Regions from separate parts of the Homo sapiens genome. Here region 2 is linked to region 1. The links are chromatin contacts, found by Hi-C in ENCODE. All regions are on one chromosome and are shown on one strand. Each heading gives the region's core, a stretch centred on a gene start or an enhancer-like site at or near the end of the contact. The rest is flanking DNA. Distances are from core to core; before and after follow the strand shown. Region 1 holds the start of BBS5 (Bardet-Biedl syndrome 5). Region 2 holds the start of KLHL23 (kelch like family member 23).

Region 1 (3,804 bases), core at 350-2,849:
CTCTAGCTATCGGCCCAGTAACTAGCACGTAATAAAACATGGATAAATGTTTACTAATGTTACTGAAACGGACTTTTGTTTGGATTAAGAACCCTACAAGAAAGACAGAAAATGTCGCCGGGCGCAGTGGCTCACGCCTGTAATCCCAGCACTTTGGGAGGCCGAGGCGGGCGGATCACCTGAGGTCAGGAGTTCGAGACCAGCCTCAACATGGAGAAACCCCGTCTCTACTAAAAATACAAAATTAGCCAGGCGTGTTGGTGCGTGCCTGTAATCCCAGCTACTCTGGAGGCTGAGGCAGGAGAATTGCTTGAACCTGGGAGGCGGAGGTCGCAGTGAGCCGAGATCGCGTCATTGCACTCCAGCCTGGGCAACAAGAGCGAAACTCTGTCTCAAAAAAAAAAAAAAAAAAAAAAAAAAAAGAATGACAGAAAATGTCATAGAAAGTGCGCAATATGTTACTACAGTCCGTAATTTTACGAATTCCTTTCTCTTTCATCTTCTTAAAGGGTCTAACATGTTAGCATTAGATATCTAGCTATACTTAACCTGAGAAATTTATCAATATTTCATTTTTCCATCTAAGGAGGTGAGGTCCATGATAAGGAACGATTCCATCTAAGGAGGTGAGGTCCATGATAAGGAACGATTCCACCTAAGGAGGGGAGGTCCATGATAAGGAACGATAAGAAGTAGCTAAGAAGCTCCATGCCATTAATCCAGGAATCTTAGCTTTAGCGTTTCTCAACACTTAGTAACCCAACCGGCATTTCCCGCCCTGGATTTTGGAGTAGGAGGTTTCTAACCACTTTTTCTTTACGATACTTTCCAAAAACATGGTTTCTATTTAATGTATGATAATTTCCAAAAACAGGTTGCAAAAGAAGACTCCTTCTTGTTGGTGACTGATATGAATAACTAGATGAAAGCTTACCAAGGACATAAAGTTTGCGCGGTTAGTAATTTTTGACGACTGCCTTACTCCCACCTCCCTTATTTTACAGACATGAGGATTCTAGCTTGAATGATGAAGACATCTGCTCAAGGGCCCACACTGTGGGTCGATATTACACATCTACTTTTAGAACCCTAGTTTCCTGAGTCCCTGACCTACGTTCCTTCCATGAAACTGAAATCCCAAGCTCACGTGGGTGTATACGGGACGCTAAGCCCCGGGTGGCCCCGGTCGTGCTCAGGTTCACATTCCTGATCCGTCCCGCGGGCCAGGATGGGGGAACCGGAGGTCGCATGGGACCAAAACTGTGTAATGCCGATGCGCTCTTGCCGCGGCGCCGGCCTCGAGAGGGCCACAGTGGCCCAACCAGCCTGAGGTCTCTCGAGGCGCGGACGACCGGCGCAAGCCTCCCACCCTCACCAGGGCCGCGAGCTGCGGAGGTGCAGTCTCCGCCCGCGGGTCCCTAACGCGCACGGCGGCGCCCTCTACAGGGTTGAAGATCCCTCGGGAATCTTGGAAACTCACTGCGCGGACAGGTCGAAACGGACATCCCGATCCTCCCAAAGCGCATCCAGCACCGACATGGTGAACAAGGCCCGTGGCAGGATCTCTCCACAGCCGTGCAGGCCTAGCTGCGTCTCTCTGGCTCCAAGGCAACGGGCCGCCTCTGTCACGACGTCTACGGCGGGCGCCGAGACTCAAGCTTCCGCGAGAGTGCGCGCGCGTCGCCCAGCTCTTTCGCGTCGTTAAGCCGATTTGAGATGCGAGGCAGGATTTAGGAGTCTCTGAGAAGCCCAGCTGTGTCCGCCAAGGGGAGCGTGCCTGACCTCTGGGCGACCTTCCTTGCCTCCAAACAGACATCCTTTAGCCATTTTACCCCTCTCCTTATTTCTCTTCACCGTCAAGAGATTCAGGTTATTAGCCGGGCATGGTGGCTTCTGCCTGTAATCCCTGCAGTTTGGGAGGCCGAGGCTGGAGGATCACTTGAGGCCAGGAATTCGAGACTAGCCTGGGCAACATAGCGAAACTTCATCTCTACAAACACAAACAAACAAACAAAACCAACCCAAAATTAGCCAGGGGTGGTGGTGCACGCCTGCAGGCTCAACTACTCGGGAGGCTGAGGCGGGAGGATCTCTTGAACCCAAGAGGTGGAGGCTGCGGGGAGCTATGATCGTGCCTCTGCCCTCCAGCCTAGGTGATAGAGATATAGGATCAACAGGTTCGTATGCCTGCTGTGCAGTAACAAACCCATTACACGAAGACAGCAGAGTTTGCAGCAGGGAAAGAGTTTAATGATTGCAGGGCACCTAGCAAAGAGATGGGAAGAGATCCTCGAATCTATCTTCCCAAGAGTTCTGGGCTGAGGTTTTTAAGAGGATCACAGAGGGCGAGGGGCTGGAAAATTGGGGTCCTTGATTGGTCGGAGTAAGGGAGATGAAATCATCAGGATAGGGAAGCTGCATTCTTTGCTGAATCAGTTTCTCACGGGTTCCTCAGACCAGCTGGCATCAGTGGGATCCTTCAGGCCAGCTGAGGCAGTAGTTTCATTGGTATGCAGGATCTGAAAGACTATCTCAAAGGGAAAACTGAGTATTTCATAATGTTCAAGTTGTTCTCTATAGAGCAATAGAAGGGAACTATAATCTTGTGACAGGGTCTGCATGATTCTAGGACAATAGGCACCAAACAACTCTGAGCAAGCAGGTCAGAGAGGAAGCTGACCTCATGATTAATGCCGAATTGGCTGCAAGCTTGGTTTATTTTTGTCCCCTCCCCCACACTTTCTTCCCTGATTACTTTTATAAATTTTATTGGGATGGTTTTAGAATGAGGAAAAAAGAAATTTAGAGTTAAAGCTTCAAATTCCTTACCTGGGCCTAGCTCAATGTGGCCCTGCCTATGTCTGCAACCTCCAACCACCCTCACTTCTGGCTGCTCTCTTGCCAGACAGGGCTCAGAGACTTTGGAGGGCCCCCTTCCTTTGCCTGGAACACTGTTTCCCCAGACCTCTGCATAGGCCTGCCCTTTGTCACTTAAATCTCTGCTTGGGCTGGGCGCTGTGGCTCAGGCCTGTAATCCCAGCACTTTGGGAGGCCGAGGTGGGCGGATCACCTGAGGTCAGGAGTTCGAGACCAGCCTGGCCAACATGGTGAAACCCCATCTCTACTAAAAACCCCAAATTAGCTGGGCACGGTGGTGGACGCCTGTAATCCCAGCTACTCGGGAGCCTGAGGCAGGAGAATCACTTGAACCCGGGAGGCGGAGGTTGCAGTGAGCCGAGATCACACCATTGCACTCCAGCCTGGGCAACAAGAGCGAAACTCTGGCTCCAAAAAAAAGTCAAATCAAATCAAATCAAATCACATCTCAGCTCACATGTCAACTCCAGCAGTCCCTGATCCTTCTGCCCCACCTGCTGTGAACAACCCGAGGACAGACACCTGATCTATCTAGTTGACTGCTTTGAACAATACCCAGCACAGAGTAGGACCCAGTAAATACTTCTTGAATGAATCAAAGTCCCTTTTCTCAATGCATGACAATTATTTAAATTAGTGGTTCACAAAGACTGATCTGGATCCCTACAGGGGGCCCACAAGGTCAAACTATATTCATAATAATGTGAAGACATCATTTGCCTTTTTAACTCCCATTCACATATAGTGGAGTTTTCCAGAGGCTATATGATTTTGTTGTTGTTGTTGTTGTTGTTGTTGTTGTCTTACAGGGTCTCATTCACCCAGGCTGAAGTACAGTGGCACGATCACAGCTCACTGTAATCTCAAGCTCCTGAGCTTAAGTGATACTCCCGCCTCAGCCTCCCGAGTAGCTGGGACTACGGGCAT
Region 2 (3,804 bases), core at 951-3,450, 250 kb before region 1:
CACTGTGTCAAGAGCTTCTATGTTATCCGTCCTGTAGCCCCCAGTTACATAAATGTTGGGTCCTAAACATGTAACACCATAGCTCTCCCTGGTATAATCTGGTATTTCTGCTCCCTGAATCCAAACATTTGTCAAAGGATCCCATATGTGAACCTCTGATAAAGGATGCCAGTAATAGCCTCCAATTATATACATTGTGGCTGTGGACCTCTGGGAAATCTCTTTATGCATGGGATTCAAGGCATTGTATATTAGGGAGCGGATCTTATTTTCGGTGAGCAGGCAGCTTCTTTGAAGGCCTAAGGCTGTTTTTAAGTACACTGGATCTATATCAATGTTGATATAGCTCAGTAGATTATAGAGGCATTCAATTCGATTTTCTACATCATGAGCAGTCCACTTAATAACTGGCTCTATGATAGCTTCTTCTTTCCAAACACTGAGATTCTTTCTGGACAAGATAAAGAGAAACTTTTCAAGGCTGATTTCCAGAAATTCTTCTTGTTGCCACACTTCCTTAAACTTTGAACATAGAATTCTTCGAGATTCCTTCTCTAGTTCTGGACACACATGAAATTCTGCAAAGGAGTGCATTCCAATACAATTATCAATATCCAAGTGCCTTACCAAAAACCGCTCACAAGCCTTCTTTACTGAAAGGAACTGTAGCAGATCCGCTGCCTCAAGCAGGCTTTGAACATTTCTTTTAGTTATTTCAATTTGGGAAGTGTATGCATAATTTACAAGGCCTTCCAGAATATCATGGTGGATGCCAGAGAGTTTTATTTTATTTTTAAATTTTTCTTTCATGTCAGCTGTGAACATTGCCTTAAAATAATTGCTGCAAGCAGCTAAAACGGCTCGGTGACAATGGAAAATTATGCCTGAAGGACACTGAAGAGTAATATCAGTAAATAATCCATCCAAGTAAAATGTTCTGAATGCATCCAGAAAATCCACTGGATGTGTTGAATCCTTGAAAAGATAAATATAATCTTCTTGTCCTTTTAGAGCCATGGCTGCAATAAATATGAAATAACAAATGTGTTTTCAATGTTGCACATTCTCTCAAATAATCAACGCTAAATAACTTGACTATCATCGGATATACTCCAAAACTGGACTAAGTTCAGCATCTAAATAATAAATGCAAAATGTGGATGGACTGTTTGATCATTTATATGGTGGTCAATTTAAATTCAGGGTAGCTCGGAGCTTGAAATGAGGCTCCTGGATTTTTCAGTAGTCCTTTTGAGAGTACTGATTTGCTATTCCATTCACCGCAATCTACCCTGGCCTGGCGTTCGGAGATGAGATCCCACACTAGGCAAGGCAAGTGTCCGAGGGTCACCCCACTCGAGGCCGGACCTCAGCTGTCTCGGCTCGGCCCCAATTCAACCTTTTCCCCAAGCTCGTCTCCCTTTCAAATCACATCGAAATGCCAAGAAAGGGATGATGGAAATATAAATGGACAAGAAGAGGTCTCGGAAAAGGGAAATCCCGAGCCCTTTCGCTTAAGGAAGGAGAGAAAGGAAGGCAGCTCGGCGCAGCCCTTGCAGCCCTCGCCCCCTCCCCCGCGCCCGCCGCAGGGGTTTCCGCGCGCCCCGCGCCTGGGCCCCGGCCCACGTTCCCGCCCGGAGACCGCCCCGCCCCGGGGCCAGGAGCGGGGCTGGACTCGAGGGCGCCGCGTGCCGCCCGCGGGCCCGGTGCCCGCGTCCCTCTGCCCGGCGCTCCGCGCAGGTGTGGGAAGGACGCCGCAGGCAGCCCCAGCGCAACGCGTTCGGCCCGGCCCGGCGCCCGCGCGGCCATTGTCTGCGCTCCTCTCCCGCGCGGCCTCGCTGCCCGCGCCCGGCCCCGCTGCCCGCGCCCGGCCCCGCTCCCCGCGCCCGGCCCCGCTCGCTCCCAGCAGGCCGGCCTCGGGCTGCGGGTCCACACCGCACCTACCTCCCGCCGGGGCTCGGGACGCGGCGCTGGCCCGCGGGCTAGTAGCGAGCGGGAGCGGGGACGCCTCCGGCCCCTCTGACCATCTTTGGAAGAGGCGCTCGGAAGCCGCCAGCTAGTGCCGCTCCACCCCACAAGCAGCTCCTATTTTGGTGTCCCGGCGGCTCCCCCGCCTCCACCCGAACAGCCCCCCGCACGGTCTGGGCGCGAGGCCACTCGCGGGAACTCCCCCGTCGCCGGGCCGTGCGGCGAGCGGGGCGGGGCGTGCAGGCGTGAGCACGGCTCGGCCCCTCCCCAGCGGCGCCCCCCACAGCAGGTGGGACTGCTTCCCCAGGAGACAGCGCGCGCCGCCGCCTTCCCCTTCCTTGGCTCGCTCTCTGTCCCGCGCGCTCTCTCACACCCGGTCGAGCGTCTTCTCTTAGATAAACTCTGAGTCCTGAATTATTAATAACACCATATATGAGTGTGTGTGTGTGTGTGTGTGTGTGCGCGCGCGCGCGTGTGCATGTGTGTACACTCCCCTCCCTCAGTAGGCTTCGCCAGCCCAGACTCAATCGTGAGGACAGAGAAGGGGGAAAGAGTGGAGAGAATGGGGCACAACTAAAGGTCAGGGATTGGAGGCGCCGTTGAAATGCCAGAAGTAGCCGGCCTTTCCCACAAACGCCATCCCACCCCCAGCAAAGCACTCAGGAGGGCGCCTTGGTGCTGGTGAGCACATCAGGGGTTAAGCTGAAGCTTTGAGAGAAACTTTGGGCAGCCGGGGCCAAGGCGAAGTCCAGGCGAAGTCCAGTCGTGCTAAGATTCAGGTTATTGTATTTAGAGCATAGCAGCTGGAAGGAGCAGCCTTTCTGGTGACGGCCACTCTAGTCACAGATGTCTATGTGGTACACAAAGTTCATTTTCTTGTTCCAACTAAAGCCAGTATCAAATATTTTTGTATATCATTCATTCATTCATTCGCAAGATTTTATTAAGTGCTTCTAGTGCCTGATAGGGATAGACACTAGTAGTGATAAGAGTGTTGACAGATGGTCCCTAGCTCACAGGGACCTTCACCACCACCAGAGGACCATGTGTTTCCCAGAGTATGGTCTCAGAAACGCAATATACATGAATGGCCAGATAGTATGTGACAACAGAACTCTGAACCACATAAGAAGCCCAGGAAGCCAGACCACAACCTTGGTAGCAGCTGAACCAGAACAGTCAGGAAGTAGTCAACGACTGGCAATTTCCCTATTTTTTTTCTTTTTTGAGACAGGGTCTTGCTATGTTGCCCAGCCTGGAATGTAGTCGCACGATCTTAGCTCACTGCAGCCTCGATCTCCTGGTCTCAAGAGATCCTCTGCCTCAACCTCCCAAGTACCTACGACTACAGATGTGCAATTTTTGAAAAATTTTAAATATTTTTTCATGACAGGGTCTCACTATGTTGCCCAGGCTGGTCTCAAACTCCTGGACTCAAGCGATCTTCCTGCCTGGGACTTCCAAAGTGCAACTTCCCTATTTTTACCCCTAGTTCCACCTCTGCACCAACCAGAGAAAGCCAAATATGTTCCGCAAACCCATCACATAAAATACCCCCGCTTCTAGTAGCCCACCTGCAGCTTTCCCATGCCAACAACTTCCAATCAGAGCATACCGGGGGCTTTTCTTCACTTCTATAAAGCTTTCCCACTCGTCTGCCCCACCTTTGAGCCTCTGACAAAGTGATGGTGAGTGGGACTCCCTTCTACAGCAAACTCTGAATAAATAGCATCTGTTGGTTCTCCTGTGGGTGGGTTTTAGTTTAATTCCACAAGTCAGATCATCTTAATTGAATTATGTAAGATGCTGGTTATGCAGCCCCCACAACTACCACAC

The links. Hi-C counts contacts between places; a loop is a spot of excess contacts on that map. Pooled maps may share reads with other maps.
Region 2: a loop to region 1 is called in a pooled map, with 4 times the contacts of the local background. The contact joins the promoter of KLHL23 here to the promoter of BBS5 in region 1. A Hi-C loop is called at or near these places in 6 of 50 pooled maps.

The regions. Positions count from the first base shown.
Region 1 is chr2:169,477,289-169,481,092 of GRCh38, reverse strand. BBS5 (Bardet-Biedl syndrome 5) reads right to left here and starts at 1,599. Exons shown (of 12, transcript NM_152384.3): 1 at 1,481-1,599. The coding sequence starts at 1,539. RefSeq lists enhancers at 1,326-1,665, 1,676-1,785.
Region 2 is chr2:169,732,228-169,736,031 of GRCh38, reverse strand. KLHL23 (kelch like family member 23) reads right to left here and starts at 2,200. Exons shown (of 4, transcript NM_144711.6): 1 at 1,945-2,200; 2 at 1-1,019. The coding sequence starts at 1,017. All of the region lies in intron 3 of PHOSPHO2-KLHL23 (PHOSPHO2-KLHL23 readthrough), which reads right to left. RefSeq lists silencers at 1,510-1,689, 1,800-1,869, 1,890-2,329.